Regions from separate parts of the Homo sapiens genome. Here region 2 is linked to region 1. A link is a loop called in an ENCODE intact Hi-C map of the cell type or tissue named here. Cell type or tissue: OCI-LY7. All regions are shown on one strand.

Region 1 (8,000 bases):
TCTACACTGGCCGAGTCTCCGACTGTCTGTGCTTTCACTTACACTCCTCTTGCCACCCCCCATCCCTGCTTACTTAGACCTCAGCCGGCGCCGGACCCGGTAGGGGCAGTCTGGGCAGCAGGAAGGAAGGGCGCAGCGTCCCCTCCTTCAGAGGAGGCTCTGGGTGGGGCCTGCTCCCCATCCCCCCAAGCCCACCCAGCACTCTCATTGCTGCTGTTGAGTTCAGCTTTTACCAGCCTCAGTGTGGAGGCTCCATCCCAGCACACAGGCCTGGGGCTTGGCAGGGGCCCAGCTGGGGCTGGGCCCTGGGTTTTGAGAAACTCGCTGGCACCACAGTGGGCCCCTGGACCCGGCCGCGCAGCTGGTGGACTGTAGGGGCTCCTGACTGGGCACAGGAGCTCCCAGCTTTTGTCCACGGCCAGCAGGATGGGCTGTCGTGTATATAGCTGGGGCGAGGGGGCAGGCCCCCCTTGTGCAGAGCCAGGGGTCTGAGGGCACCTGGCTGTGTTCCCAGCTGAGGGAGGGCTGGGGCGGGGGCCGGGCTTGGAACGATGTACGATACCCTCATAGTGACCATTAAACCTGATCCTCCACCGCGGCCGCCGCGTGGGTCTGTCCTCTCAGTGCTTTCCAGGGGCCTTCCTGTGCCCAGCTTCTGGGCCCACTCCTGTGAGGTCACTGCTGCAGGGCCTTCCTGCCTGGACAGAGTTGGAGCTAGGCCACTAGACCACCCCACAGGGCATAGCCAGGGGGACCAGCACAGGAGGGGACGGAGAGGAGCTGCAGGAGGGCTGGGGGGAGGCTGCAGTCTCGGAGGGGGGCCTCGCCGGGTCTGGAGGGGACAGCAGAGACAGCCCGTTCCCCCTGCCGCCTGAGGGCACCAGGGAGAGGGCTGTATGTCCCTCACGCCACACTGTGTGTGCAGTCAGCAGTGTGGCCACAGATGGGGGCCACTCTCTCAACCTCAGGTGTCCTCAGGGCCCAGACCGCTGCTGGGCACAGCCAGGCTGGCTGCCAGCTGGTTCCCTGCCCCGTGGCTGGGGGACAGAGCAGCACGTATCAGCTGGGCTAGGGTCAGGGGGCCACTGGTGCGCAGCCTGGCACAGCCTGGCAGGCTTGAGGCCCAGTGTGCTGGGGGTGGTCACACAGCCGTCAGCCACCTCCAGCTCTTCCAGGGCATTCTAGATGGGGTCCCGGGAGGGGGCAGGTTTTGGTGCCAATTTGAGTGTATAAAGTTTTAGGTAAATACCAAATGCCTGTAGACTCTGTGTTATTCAGTTACTATTTGAAAGTGACATATCGTGAAATCATGGGGGATCCGAGTCTCCTTTCTGCAAAGTTGATGAGACAAGTCGCCACCGCCTGGAATCTGCTGACGCTGCCGTGCAGGCCTCAAGGGTGGCACTCTTCAAAGTAGGACAGCATGCGAGGTCGCCACGTGCCCACACACTGCACTGCTCCAAAGGCACATCTGTCCGTCACCTGAGCTCTGAGACCCAGAACAGCCACAGGGACCCTGCAGTCCTAACCCGTCAGGTGGCTCCTGGGGCTGCTGCCAGCCGCATGCCTGTCCCACACAGTCCGGTCCGTAGGGTCTGCTGGAGTGAGTAAGGCCTGGGGGGCCTTATGTATGGTCCATGAGGTTCCATTCCTCATGCCATGACCACCGGGGGAAGTGAAAGGAGGAAGACACGTCAAAGCCAGCAGGCCCAGGAGCAGACATAGAAGGAGGTGGCCCCACAGGAGCAGACGCAGAAGTGCCAACGGGGAAGGAGGTGGCCCCAAGTGGAGGCAGGCTGGGCCAGGGCGGGGGGCCGGTGACCAGGGCAACCTCGGCTACTTTGCTGCACCCGCCCTCGCCTCCCTTGAAATACAAAAACAGCAGCAGCCAGAAATAGTTGGGGAAGAAATAAGAAATATTTGCCACACATGGGAGTGATTAAGGTCCTTAATATTTAAAGAGTTTTTATATGTTGCTAAAGAAAATGACAAAAACCGATATGGAAAAGTGAGCAGAGATGTGGAGAAATCATTCGCAGAGCAGGAAACTGGCTGGTAATTCCATGAAGAAAGTCCTCATCCCATCAGGAATCATGGAAAGGCCAATGAAAGCGACGAGGTAACCCCCTTTTCAATTTGAGAGGGTTTTGATCTGTCGCGCAGGCTGGGGCTCACCGCTGTCTTGACCTCCTGGGCTCAAGCGATTCTCCCACCCGCTCAGCCTCCGGAGTAGCTGGGACTACAGGCATCACCACGCCTGGCTAATTCTTTTATGTTTTGTAGAGACAGGGTCTCACTCTGTTGCCCAGGCTAGTCTCAAACTCCTGGCCTCGAGCAATCCTCCTGCCTCCTCAGCCTGTTACAGCTTTTTTTTTTAAGGTAATCTGGTAACAGCTCTTAAAAGTAGTGTGACTGATGAGTGCACAAGCCCGTCCAGCCCCAGCCGCCCCCTGGCACCTTTTCTGAGGGTGTCTACTGCCCCGCTGTGCTGTGCCCGCTAATCTGGGTGTGGCCCGATCGCACAATGGCTTTTCTGGAAGGATCCGATGCTCACGAGGCTTATTGCTAAGGAGGAAGATGCAACAGGTCCAGCTGTTCCAAGTGACTGGGTCACGCTTCACATCGATGTGCAATGTCTCCTGCCACCTGCCTGGATGCACTCTCGTGACTACCTGGCAGGCTGGGAACAGCACGGGGGAGGCCCCCGCCTGCCCCAGCGACCTGCCTGCCCTGCTCTCAAGTGCAGACCCCCAGGTCTGCACTTCCACGCTCACTACACAACCCCAAGTGGCCCCCCGGGTGGCCCCGTGGCCGGATGTGCACCCAGCAGAGCAGCCACCCTTGAGACCTGGGGTGTGGTCTGGGGGCTGTGTGGAGACCTCCCGCCAGGGTGCAGGAGTGTCTAAGGGCAAGCAGAGGTGTGATTCCTGTCTGTAAGGTAAAACCCCCGTGAGCAGGAATCAATAATGTAGACATGATCGGAATGGTGGAGGGAGCTGTGGCGGTCACACCCTTGCTGTTAGCATTGCCTCTGTGGGGGCAGGAGACAGCAAACATAAAACCTGTCCCTGAAAGGGGCAAGATGGCCCCGATGGCTCCCTGCACCTGTCCTGGTGCCTGCAGGCAGGCGGGTCAGCTCCCCTCCCGCTGCCAAATCTCCCACGTCTCTGTGCGCTCTGTCACCCCTGCTTTCTGGCCTGAGGGCTGGGAAGGGAGGTCTGGGGAGCCCAGGAGCTGAGAAGTACCCAAAAACCACCCCCAACGCCCCCCAACCCTCAGGCGTGCCTGTGAGTGTGTCTGTGTGTCTCACTCTGACTCACCCAGACAACTGACTTCAGCAGCCAACCTTGGTCATTCCCAGAACCACCACTGGGGGGCATACGTGTGGCTAGACTGGGGGCGCCCGAATATCTGTCTCTACAAAAAGTAAAAAAAAAATTAATGGGGTGTGGTGGTGGTGCGTGCCTGTGGTGTCAGCTGCTTGGGACGCTGGGGCAGGAGGATCACTTGAGCCCGAGAATTCAAGGCTACAGTGAGTTAAGATTACGCCACTGCACTCCATCCTGGGTGACAGAGCAAGACCTTGTCTCAAGAAAAAATTTTTAAATGAGTAAAATTTTAAAAAACAGATTTTGTCAGTCTTTCTGTCATTTCAACGCCTTCTCAACCTTGGTGTCTGCTGATGGCCTCTTCCCTGCTGGTCAGGATTCTCACAGTTCTTTGGGTGTGGAGGAATTCTGGTTTGTAATTTTTTTTTTTTTCTTAGAGTCTCTTTCTGTTGCCCAGGCTGGAGTGCAGTGGCACAATCTCGTCTGACTGCAACCTCCACCTTCCGGGTTCAAGTAATTCTCCTGCTTCAGACTCCCAAGTAGCTGGGATTACAGGCACCCACCACCACGCTTGGCTAATTTTTCGTATTTTTAGTAGAGACAGGGGTTTCACCATGTTGACCAGGCTGGTCTCGAACTCCTGACTTCAGGTGATCCACGTGCCTTGGCCTCCCAAAGTGCTGGGATGACAGGCATGAGCCACCACGCCTGGCCTGGTTTGTAATGTTTTGAATCTTACTTAATATGAGACTCGGAGTCTTCCTTTTATCCTATGGTGAACATTGCTGTTTTAGTTTCAGCCTCAGTGGCTATTGGTCCAAGGTCAGTTTTTCTCCAAGATTTTGGGGCACCCTCTGGTCTAGTCACACGTATGCCCCCCAGTGGTGGTTCTGGAATGACCAGGCTGGTCCTGAACTCCTGGCCTCAAGTGATCCTCCTGCCTTGGCCTCCCAAAGTGCTGGGATGACAGGTGTGAGCCACCATGCCCGGCCTGAAGACTTTAAAGTAGCTATTATAGCGGTGCCTAACTGAGCCATCGTGAGCACTTAAAATGTCAGAAGAGAAAGTCTCAGCAAAGGCTGGGCCCAGTGGCTCACGCCTGTCATCCTAGCACATTGGGAGGCCGAGGCGGATGGATCACTTGAGCACAGAAGTTTGAGAGAAGCTTGGGCAACATGGTGAAACCCTGTTTCTACTAAAAACAAAAACAAAAACAAAAATCAGCCGGGCACAGTGGTGCATGCCTGTGGTCCCAGCTACTTGGGAGGCTAAGGAGGGAGGATTGCTTGAGCCAGGGAGTTCACAGCTGCAGTGAGCTATGATCCTGCCACTGGGCCCGGTGGCTCACGCCTGTAATCCCAGCATTTTGGGAGGCCGAGGTGGGCGGATCACCTGCGTTCAGGAGTTCGAGACCAGCCTGGCCAACCTGGTGAAACCCTGTCTCTATTAAAAATACAAAAAAATTAGCCGGGTGTGGTGGCGCATGCCTGTAATCCCAGCTACTGGGGAGGCTGAGGCAGGAGAATCACCTGAACCTGGGAGGCAGAGGTTGCCGTGAGCCTACGTTGTGCCACTGTACTTCAGCCTGGGCAACAGAGTGAGACTTCGTCTCAAAAAAAAAAAATTTATATATATGTATATGTTTTAACTGAATAAAATGAAAATACAACATATCAAAAATTGAGAGAGATAGCTAAACAGTGCTTAAGAGGGAAATTCATAGCACAAATGCTTACATTAGAAAAAAAGAAAGGTTCAAGTCAATAATCTAACCTTCTGCATTAAGAAACCAGAAAAGGAGGAGCAATATAAGCTCAAATCAAGCAGAAGAAAGGAAATACAAGTAAGAGCAGAATTAAAATAATTCAAAAACCGGCCGGGCGTGGTGGCTCACGCCTGTAATCCCAGCACTTTGGGAGGCCGAGGTGGGCGGATCATGAGGTCAGGAGATCGAGACCATCCTGGCTAACACGGTGAAACCCTGTCTCTACTAAAAATACAAAAAATTAGCTGGGCGTGGTGGCACATGCCTGTAGTCCCAGCTACTCAGGAGGCTGAGGCAGGAGAATGGCGTGAACCTGGGAGGCAGAGCTTGCAGTGAGCTGAGATCCGGCCACTGCACTCCAGCCTGGGCAACAGAGAGAGACTCCGTCTCAAAAAAATTAAATTAAATTAAATTAAATTTAAAAATTCAAAAACCAAAAAGAAAAAATTATGAAACAAAAAGCAGGTTCTTTGAAATGATGAATAAAATGGATAAACCTCTAGCTAGCAACACTGATGAGAGACACAGAGGACAAAATTACCAATATGAGGAATGGGAGGGTTAGCACTGCAGACCCTACAGACATTAAAAGGATAACCAGGAAGTACTATGAATAATTGTAGTCACATAAATTTAGCAACTTAGGTGAAATGGACCAATTCCTTGAAAGCCACAAACTACCAAAACTCATTAAATAGACAACTTGAACAATCCTATTAAGTATTAAAGAAACTGAATTTGTACTTTAAAACTTTTCTAAAAAGGAAAGTACTGGCTCAGATGGTTTTACCACCAAATTATACAAAATATTTAAAGAAGAAATTTAATACAAATTCTTCAAATCCCTTCCACAAAATAAAACAAGGACAGCTGGCTGGGCGCGGTGGCTCACGCCTGTAATTCCAGCACTTTGGGAGGCCGAGGTGGGCGGATCACAAGGTCAGGAGTTTGAGACCATCCTGGCCAACATGGTGAAACCCCATCTCTACTGAAAATACAAAAAATTAGCCAGGCATGGTGGCAGGCACCTGTAATCCCAGCTACTCCGGAGACTGAGGCAGGAGAATCGCTTGAACCTGGGAGGTGGAGGTTGCAGTGAGCCAAGTCTGCACCATTGCATTCTAGCCTGGGTGACAGAGCGAGACTCCATCTCAAAAAAAAAAAAAAAAAAGGACAACTTCCCAGACTCATTTTATAAGCCCAGCATTATCCCCATACAGAAACCAGGACTAAAAAAGAAAACTATGCAACTTTGTTGAACACAACTGCAAAAATCCTCAACAAACACATTTGACTCTTATGACCCATGGCAGCTAGTGTATAAAGTTGCTGCAAACACTGAATTAAAGAATATGCTAAACTATTGCTCCTAAGGGAAATGCAAAGTTCTGTTCCTGCAAGCTTCTGGTCACATTTTTGTTAAATGATCAATATATTAATAAAACCTTCTTTTATGTGTATTTTTGTTTAAGGGCACCTTACTTAATATGTATTGTATCACTAACATTGAACTCATGGCCAACAGCGCTAACTCTTGCACGAATGAAGCTTATCCAATGTGTGTTTTCTCTGTAAAGTGCATCTCAGCCTTCTTGCATTTCTGCACTATGCTGAGACGCCATTATAAACAGTGAAATCACCAAGAAAAAGCACAAAAATGCACACACATGACACCAAATATGCTACCAGTAAAGAGAGTCCCGATTGAGACCCCAAGAGGGTTCTTGGATCTCACACAGAAAGGAATTCACCGCCCCCCCGCATTCCCCCACCCTATTCCCCGCCCCCCAACACCCCCAGCCCCACCCAGCCCGGCCCTGGCTCCGCGCCTCCCCCAGCCCCGCCCCGCTTCAGAGGCCCGGACCCCGACGGCGGCGGCCCCGGGACCCACGGCGAGCGGGAAAGGCAGAGTGGCTGCAAATGGAAAACGACGGGCGCCGCGGGGCTGCAGGCGCTTCCGCCCCCGCCCCGGGCCTGGACCTTCGGGGTCACCTGACTCCGACCTGCCCGGGCCGGGCGGCACGGGGGGTAAAGTCCGGGCCGGGGTCAGGAGCGCGGCTGCGGGCCGTGGGGGGCGGGGTCCCGGAGTTCTGCCCCTCGCAGCTCCAGGCTCCTCCTCAGCTTCCCTCTCCTGCCTCCCACCCCCCCGGGGGCGGGGCGACCCTGGGCACCGAGACAGACCCGCGGGTGGGAGATGCGGGGAGACCCTGGGCGGGGGACCCGAGGGTGGAGTGGGCGGGGCGACCTTGGGCGCTGGCCTCAGCCTGCGGGCCCTGGAGCCAGGTGCACAGCGCATCGCCCGAGGCTGTCACCGCCCTGCCCCGCCCACCCCAGCTGTCCTGGACCCAGGGGCAGGGAGAGGCTGGACGCCAGGTGCGCGGACACAGAAGCGTCTAAGCACAGCTTCCTCCTTGCCGCTCCGGGAAGTGGGCAGCCAGCCCAGGTGAGGGTCCAAAGGGATGTCCTGGGGGGGCTGTCCTGGTCTGGGGGGCTGTCCTGGTCTGGGGGGCTGTCCTGGTCTGGGGGGCTGTCCTGGTCTGGGGGGGCTGTCCTGGTCTGGGGGGCTGTCCTGGTCTGGGGGGGCTGTCCTGGTCTGGGGGACTGTTCTGTCTGAGGGGGTGTCCTGGTCTGGGGGGGCTGTCCTGGTCTGGGGGGCTGTCCTGGTCTGGGGGGCTGTCCTGGTCTGGGGGGCTGTCCTGGTCTGGGGGGGCTGTCCTGGTCTGGGGGGCTGTCCTGGTCTGGGGGGGCTGTCCTGGTCTGGGGGACTGTTCTGTCTGAGGGGGTGTCCTGGTCTGGGGGGGCTGTCCTGGTCTGGGGGGCTGTCCTGGTCTGGGGGGCTGTCCTGGTCTGGGGGGGGCTGTCCTGGTCTGGGGGGCTGTCCTGGTCTGGGGGGGCTGTCCTGGTCT
Region 2 (8,000 bases), 160 kb after region 1:
CACCTGAGGTTGGGAGTTCAAGACCAGCCTGACCAACATGGAGAAACCCTGTCTCTACTAAAAATACAAAATTAGCCGGGCATGGTGGCGCATGCCTGTAATCCCAGCTACTCAGGAGGCTGAGGCAGGAGAATCGCTTGAACCCAGGAGGCGGAGGTTGTGGTGAGCCAAAATCATGCCATTGTACTGCAGCCTGCGCAACAAGAGCAAAACTCTCTCAAAAAAAAAAAAAAAAAAAAAAAAAGGCCGGGCGCGTTAGCTCATGCCTGTAATCCCAGCGCACTTTGGGAGGCCAAGGCGGGAGGATCATCTGAGGTCAGGAGTTCAAGACCAGCCTGGCCAACTTGGTGAAACTCTGTCTTTACTAAAAATACAAAAACTAGCCAGATATGGTGGCAGGTGCCTGTAATCCCAGCTACTCGGGAGGCTGAGGCAGGAGAATCACTTGAACCCAGGAGGCAGAGGTTGCAGTGAGCTGAGATCATGCCACTGCACTCCAGCCTGGGCAACAGAGCCAGATGCCGTCTCAAAAAAAAGAAAAAAAAAGGTTTGGATCTTTGTGTGTGTGTGTGTTTGTATGTATATATGTTTAAATGTGTTTATGTATATGTACAGGTATTGTTATATGTTGTATGTAGCATGTTACCAAATTGGCCTATAAGTAAATGGATACTCATAAGTTAAGTCCAAATGTCTATCAGGTTCACATGAATTTTATAATCTTTGGTAAATAAAATGTTTTTTTATTTGTTTGTTTGTTTTTGAGACAGAGTCTTGCTCTGTCACCCAGGCTGGAGTGCAATGCTGCCGCCTTGGCTCACCGCAACCTCTGCCTCCTGGGTTCAAGCGATTCTCCTGCCTCAGCCTCCCAAGTAGCTGGGACTACAGGTGCGTGCCACCACACCTGGTTAATTTTTGTATTTTTGGTAGAGATAGGGTTTCACTATGTTGGCCAGGCTGATCTTGAACTCCTGATCTCATGATTTGCCCGCCTCAGCCTCCCAAAGTGCTGGGATTACAGGCGTGAGCCACCATGCCAGGCCAAAAATAGTTTTTAACTTATTGGTAAAATAAAACTAGAAATATCAGGCTGGGCACAGTGGCTCATGCCTGTAATCCCAGCACTTTAGGAGGCTGAGGCAGGTGAGTCACGAGGTCAAGAGTTCAAGATCAGTCTGGCCAACATGGTGAAATCCCGTCTCTACTAAAAATACAAAAATTAGCCAGGCGTGGTGGCAGGTGCCTGTAATCCCAGCTACTCCGGAGGCTGAGGCAGGAAAATCACTTGAAGCCAGGAGACAGAGGTTGCAGTGAGCCGAGATTGTGCCATTGCACTCCAGCCTGGGCGACAAAGCAAGACTCCATCTCAAATAAATAAATAAATAAATACATACATAAAAATAAATTCTACTTAAAGCCAGGTGTGGTGGCTCACGCCCGTAATCCCAGCACTTTGGGAGGAGGCAGGAGGATTGCTCGAGCCCAGCTGTTTGAGATCAGCGTGGCAACATAGTGAGACCTCGTCTCTAAAAAAATTTTTTAAACCTGGCCAGACGTGGCACACGCCTGTGGTCCCATCCACTTTGGAGGCTGAGGTGGTAGGATGGCTTGAGCCCAGGAGGTTTAGGCTGCAGTGAGCCATGATTGCACCCCTGCACTCCAGTCTGGGCAACAGAGAGAGACCCTGTCTCAAAAAATATATATGTGGGGACCGGTGCGGTGGCTCACGCCTGTAATCCCAGTACTGAGGGAGGCCAAGGTGGGTGGGTCACCTGAGGTCAGGCATTCAAGACCAGCCTGGCCAACATGGAGAAACACTCTCTACTAAAAATACAACAATTAGCTGGTATGGTGGCGCATGCCTGTAATCCCAGCTATTCGGGAGGCTGAGGCAGGAGAATCGCTTGAACCCAAGAGGCGGAGCTTGCAGTGAGCCGAGGTCACGCCACTGAACTCCAGCCTGGGTGACAGAGTGAGACCCTGAAAAAAAAATAAAAAAATAAAAATGAAACCCACTAACTAGGTTTTGTTAAAGATTTACAGGAGCAAGGGCCGGGCATGGTGGCTCACGCCTGTAATCCCAGCACTTTGGGAGGCCAAGGTGGGCACATCATGAGGTCAGGAGATCGAGACCATCCCGGCTAACATGGTGAAACCCTGACTCTACAAAAAATACAAAAAAAAAATTAGCCGGGCATGGTGGCAGGCGCCTGTAGTCCCAGCTACTTGGGAGGCTGAGGCAGGAAAATGGCGTGAACCTGGGAGGCGGAGGTTGCAGTGAGCCAAGATTGCACCACTGCACTCCAGCCTGGGCGACAGAGCGAGACTCCATCTCAAAAAAAAAAAAAAAGATTTACAGGAGCACTGTGACCTGACCAAGGACAGAGAAGTGGCCACAGCCTCCTCAGACCCTCGCTGGCACCCAGATGTGTGTGGTCCTCGGTCCCTCCCACCCTCGCTGGCACCCAGATGTGTGTGGTCCTCGGTCCCCTCCTGATCCCAAGCCCTGCACATAGTTTCTCCACATCCCCCATCCCATGAAAACCCTCCTGCCAGCATGGAAAATGTAAGATACTGGTTCAGGACACTAGGTCTCCAGGTCTCCATCTTCTCGGTTTGCTGGCTCTCCAATTTCTTTTTTTTTTCTTTTTTTTTTTTTTTAATTTATTTTTTTATTGATAATTCTTGGGTGTTTCTCACAGAGGGGGATTTGGCAGGGTCATGGGACAATAGTGGAGGGAAGGTCAGCAGATAAACAAGTGAACAAAGGTCTCTGGTTTTCCTAGGCAGAGGACTCTGCGGCCTTCCGCAGTGTTTGTGTCCCTGATTACTTGAGATTAGGGATGGGTGATGACTCTTAACGAGCATGCTGCCTTCAAGCATCTGTTTAACAAAGCACATCTTGCACCGCCCTTAATCCATTTAACCCTGAGTGGACACAGCACATGTTTCAGAGAGCACAGGGTTGGGGGTAAGGTCACAGATCAACAGGATCCCAAGGCAGAGGAATTTTTCTTAGTGCAGAACAAAATGAAAAGTCTCCCATGTCTACTTCTTTCTACACAGACACGGCAACCATCCGATTTCTCAATCTTTTCCCCACCTTTCCCGCCTTTCCATTCCACAAAGCCGCCATTGTCATCCTGGCCCGTTCTCAATGAGCTGTTAGGCACACCTCCCAGACGGGGTGGTGGCCGGGCAGAGGGGCTCCTCACTTCCCAGTAGGGGCGGCCGGGCAGAGGCGCCCCTCACCTCCCGGACGGGGCGGCTGGCCGGGCAGGGGGGCTGACCCCCCCCACCTCCCTCCCGGACGGGGCGGCTGGCCGGGCAGAGGGGCTCCTCACTTCCCAGTAGGGGCGGCCGGGCAGAGGCGCCCCTCACCTCCCGGACGGGGCGGCTGGCCGGGCGGGGGGCCGACCCCCCCACCTCCCTCCCGGACGGGGCGGCTGGCCGGGCAGAGGGGCTCCTCACTTCCCAGTAGGGGCGGCCGGGCAGAGGCGCTTTTTCTTTCCTTTTCTATTTTTTTATTATTTTATTTTATTTTATTTTTTGAGAGTGAATCTCATTCTGTCGCCCAGGCTGGAGTGCAGTGGCGCGATCTCGGCTCACTGCAAGCTCCGCCTCCCGGATTCACACCATTCTCCTGCCTCAGCCTCCCAAGTAGCTGGGACTACAGGCACCTGCCACCAGGCCTGGCTAATTTTTTGTATTTTTAGTAGAGATGGGGCTTCACCATGTTAGCCAGGTTGGTCTTGATCTCCTGACCTCGTGATCTGCCCGCCTCGGCCTCCCAAAGTGCTGGGATTACAGGCGTGAGCCACCGTGCCTGGCCCAAATATTCTCTTCTTGTAAGGACACCAGTCACATTGCATCCTGATCCACAGTACTCATTTCAGCCTTAAAAAGGAATGGGCGGCTGGGCGCCGTGGCTCACACCTGTAATCCCAGCACTTTGGGAGGTCAAGGTGGGTGGATCATTTGAGCTCAGGAGTTCGAGACCAGCCTGGGCAATGTGGCAAAGCCCCATTTCTATAAAAAATACAAAAATTAAGCAAGCATGGTGGTGCACACCTGTGGCCCCAGCTGCTTGGGATGCTGAGCTGGGAGGATCACTTGAGCCCAGGAGTGCAAGGCTGCAGTGAGCTATGACTCTACCACTGTACTCTAGCCTGGGTGACAGAGTAAGACCCTGTCTCAAAAAAATAAAAATTTTAAAAAAAGAAAAGAGGCTGGGCTCGGTGGCTTACACCTGTAATCCCAGCACTTTGGGAGGCCGACACAGGTGGATCACCTGAGGTCAAGAGTTGGAGACCAGCCTGGGCAACATGATGAAACCCTGTCTCTACTAAAACTACAAAAGTTAGCCAGGTAAGCTACTCGGGAGGCTGAAGCAGAAGCATCACTTGAACCCGGGAGGCAGAGGTTGCAGTGAGCCGAGATCACGCCACTGCACTCCAGTCTGGGCAACAAGAGCGAAACTCCGTCTTGAAAAAAAAAATAAGAAAAACTACGACGCTCTACGCTCATCCTCAGAGGCAGAAGGGCAGAAATCACCAGCTCACACCCCCGGGCAATGGCCACGTGCTGGAGCGCCTTCCATCCCCGTTCCCTTTCCAGCCTCCAGAAACTCCACGAGGTCCTGGACATGAGTCTGCATCTCTTGGGAGGTGCTGAGTGGGTGTCTCTCCCTGAGCTGCACTGACACCTGCTGGAGGCTCTGACGGCCTCAGTCCACGAAGGCCCATGGCAGGGACTGCTCCTTGTAGCTCATCCATCACCAGCTCCACACAGTCAAAGACCTTCTCCTGGGTCAGGTGCAGTGGCTCACGCCTGTAATCTCAGCACTTTGGGAGGCCAAGGCAGGCGGATCACCTGAGGTCAGGAGTTCAAGACCAGCCTGACCAACATGGTGAAACCCCATCTCTACTAAAAATACAAAGTTAGCCAGGTGTGGTGGCACATGCTGCAATCTCAGCTACTTGGAAGGCTGAGACAGGAGAATAGTGTGAACTCAGAAGGCGGTTACAGTGAGCCGAGATCGCACCACTGCACTCCAGCCTGGGCGACAGAGCGAGACTCCGTCTCAAAAAAAAAAAAAAAAAGAACACAGTCTGGGCCAGGTGTGGTGGCTCAAGCCTGTAGTCCCAGCACTTTGAGAAGCCAAAGCAGGAGGATCCCTTGAGCCCAGGAGTTTGAGACTAGCTTGGGCAACATAGTGAAACCTCATCTGTACAAAAAATGAACAAAATTAGCTGGGCGTGGTGACATGCACCTGTAGTCCCAGCTACTCGGGAGGCTGAGGCAGGAGGATTGCTTGAGCCTGTTGCTATGTGCTTGAGCAATGTGCTATGATCATGCCATTACACTCCAGCCTGGGCAACCGAGTGAAACTCTGTCTGGAAAAAAAAAAGTATACTGTAGTTTCACTTCAACTTCAGAAATTCTGACTTTGGTTGATCCTCTGAACATGTAATCGCAGACACTCAACCTGATAGTGCAACAAAAACTGATCCCAAGCCTGAGGCTCTGAAGAAACCTCTGCTATGGATTCCTTCATCTCAACCACAGGTATTGCCAGAAACAAATCTGATGCTTTTTCTTTTGGGTATTCAAAACATTTTTGTAGATTTTCATTGCTTTCCATTCTGTCTACAAAATGTTTCAAATCTTCAGAAAGAGAAGATACATTGGCTTTAAAACTTTCAAGGTGAAGCCAGGTGCGGTGGCTCACGCCTGTAATCCCAGCACTTTGAGAGGCCGAGGCAAGAGGATTGCTTGATCTCAGGAGTTCGAGACCAGCCTGGCCAACATATAGTGAAACCCCGTCTCTACTAAAAAAATACAAAAATTAGGCCGGGTGCAGTGGCTCACACCTGTAATCCCAGCACTTTGGGAGGCCAAGGTGGTGGATCACCTGAGATCAGGAGTTTGAGACCAGCCTGGCCAACATGGAGAAATCCTGTCTCTACTAAAACTACAAAAATTAGCTGGGCGTGGTGGCACATGCCTGTAATCCCAGCTACTCAGGAGGCTGAGGCAGGAGAATTGCCTGAACCCAGGAGGCAGAGGTTGCCGTGATCTGAGATTGCACCACTGCACTCCAACCTGGGAAACAGATTGAGATTCATCTCTCAAAAAAAATTTAAAAAAAAAACTTTCAAGATGGAAAACAATTTTTTATATATAATAAAGAATTGAAAGACAAAAAAAAAAAGAACCAAATGGAAATGGAAAGTTTGGAGTTAAAAAGCACAAAAACTGAAATGAGAAATCCACTAAAGAGGTTGAGCAACAGATTTTTTTTTTTTTTTTTTGAGATAAGTCTCGCTCTGTCTCCCAGGCTGGAGTGCAATGGCTCAATCTCGGCTCACTGCAACCTCTGCCTCCTGGATTCAAGTGATTCTCCTGCCTCAGCCTCCCGGGCAGCTGGAATTGTATGTGCTCGCCATGCAATTTGAGACTAGATCAATAGAAACTACCCAATGTGGGGCCGGACACGGTGGCTCATGCCTGTAATCCCAGCACTTTGGGAGGCCGAGGAGGGCGGATCATGAGGTCAGGAGATCGAGACCATCCTGGCTAACATGGTGAAACCCCGTCTCTACTAAAAAAATGCAAAAAAAAAAATTAGCCAGTCATGGTGGCAGGCGCCTGTAATCCCAGCTACTAAGGAGGCTGAGGCAGAATGGCGAGAACCCGGGAGGCGGAGCTTGCAGTGAGCCAAGATTGCGCCACTGCACTTCCAGCCTGGATGACAGAGCAAGACTCCATCTCAAAAAAAAAAAATGCAAAAAACTAGCCAGGCGTGGTGATGGGCGCCTGTAGTCCCAGCTACTTGGGAGGCTGAGGCAGGAGAATGGCATGAACCCAGGAGGCGGAGCTTGCAGTGAGCAGAGATCGCGCCACTGCACTCCAGCCTGGGCAACAGAGCGAGACTCTGTCTCAAAAAAAAAAAAAAAAACAAAAATTACCAGGACATGGTGGCACACGCCTCTGGTCCCAGCTACTCAGGAGGCCAAGGCAGGAGAATCGCTTGAACCTGGGAGTTTAAGGCTGCAGTGAGCCAAGATTGCACCACTAGCTGAGATTGCACCACTGCCCTCCAGCCTAGGTGACAGAGTGAGACCCTGTCTCAAACAAACAAACCAAAAAAAAAAAAAAAAGCTTTATTTCAAAAAGTTTGCCTAGGGCCAGGCATGGTGGCTCACGCCTGTAATCCCAGCACTTTGGGAGGTCTAGGCTGGAGGATCACTGTAAGTGGGGAGTTTGAGACCAGCCTGTCCAATATGGTATAACCCTGTCTCTACTAAAAATACAAAAATTAGCTGAGCATGTTGGTGCGTGCCTGCAATCCCAGCTACTCGGGAGACTGAGGCAGGAGAATTGCTTGAACCCAGGAGGTGGAAGTTGCAATGAGCCGAGATCATCGCACCATTGCACTCCAGCCTAGACAACAAGAGTGAAACTCCGTCTCAAAACAAAACAAAACAAAAAATTAGCTGGGCATGGTGGCACACACCTGTAGTCCCAGGTACTAGGGAGGCTACAGCAGGAGAATCCCTTGAACCCAGGAGGCAGAGGTTGCAGTGAGCCAAGATCGAGCCACTGCACTCCAGCCTGGGCGATAGAGCAAGACTGTCTCAAAAAAAAAAAATCAATAAAATTAGACAATTTAGATGAAATGGACAAATTCCTAGAAGTTCCAAGAAAGACACAAATTACCAAAACTGACTCAGGGACTTTGCAGATGTAGGTAAGTGTGGACCTTGGATGGGAAGATAATCCGTTATTACCCAGGTGGACACATTTACTTATTTATTTTATCTTTTTTGAGACATAGTCTCACTCTGTCGTCCAGGCTGGAGTGCAGTCGCAGGGTCTTGGCTCACTGCAAGCTCCACCTCCTGGATTCAAGCGATTCTCCTACCTCAGCCCCCCAAGTAGCTGGGATGACAGGAACTCGACACCACATCCGACTGATTTTTGTATTTTTAGTAGAG

What was found. Hi-C counts contacts between places; a loop is a spot of excess contacts. Peaks named below come from ENCODE experiments on the same cell type or tissue, not always from the same donor. Only the 100,000 strongest peaks of a DNase experiment are listed, where the experiment ranks them.
Region 2: a loop joins it to region 1, with 5 times the contacts of the local background. A loop is called at or near these places in 28 of 110 quality-filtered maps.

Annotation. Positions count from the first base shown.
Region 1 is chr9:137,440,823-137,448,822 of GRCh38, reverse strand. It overlaps ENTPD8 (ectonucleoside triphosphate diphosphohydrolase 8), which reads left to right and starts at 7,466. Exons shown (of 10, transcript NM_001033113.2): 1 at 7,466-7,537. NSMF (NMDA receptor synaptonuclear signaling and neuronal migration factor) reads left to right here. Exons shown (of 16, transcript NM_001130969.3): 16 at 1-1,253. RefSeq lists a silencer at 7,312-7,606. In OCI-LY7, CTCF peaks have their summits at 3,391 (motif pointing right) and 4,183 (motif pointing left); DNase peaks (open chromatin) are centred at 3,372 and 7,443.
Region 2 is chr9:137,283,819-137,291,818 of GRCh38, reverse strand. No RefSeq gene overlaps it. Among named protein-coding and RNA genes, the nearest start is that of TOR4A, 10 kb to the right of the region's middle. RefSeq lists an enhancer at 4,600-4,649 and a silencer at 4,950-5,049. In OCI-LY7, a CTCF peak has its summit at 4,710 (motif pointing left); DNase peaks (open chromatin) are centred at 4,718, 5,068 and 5,368; H3K27ac peaks cover 2,176 bases.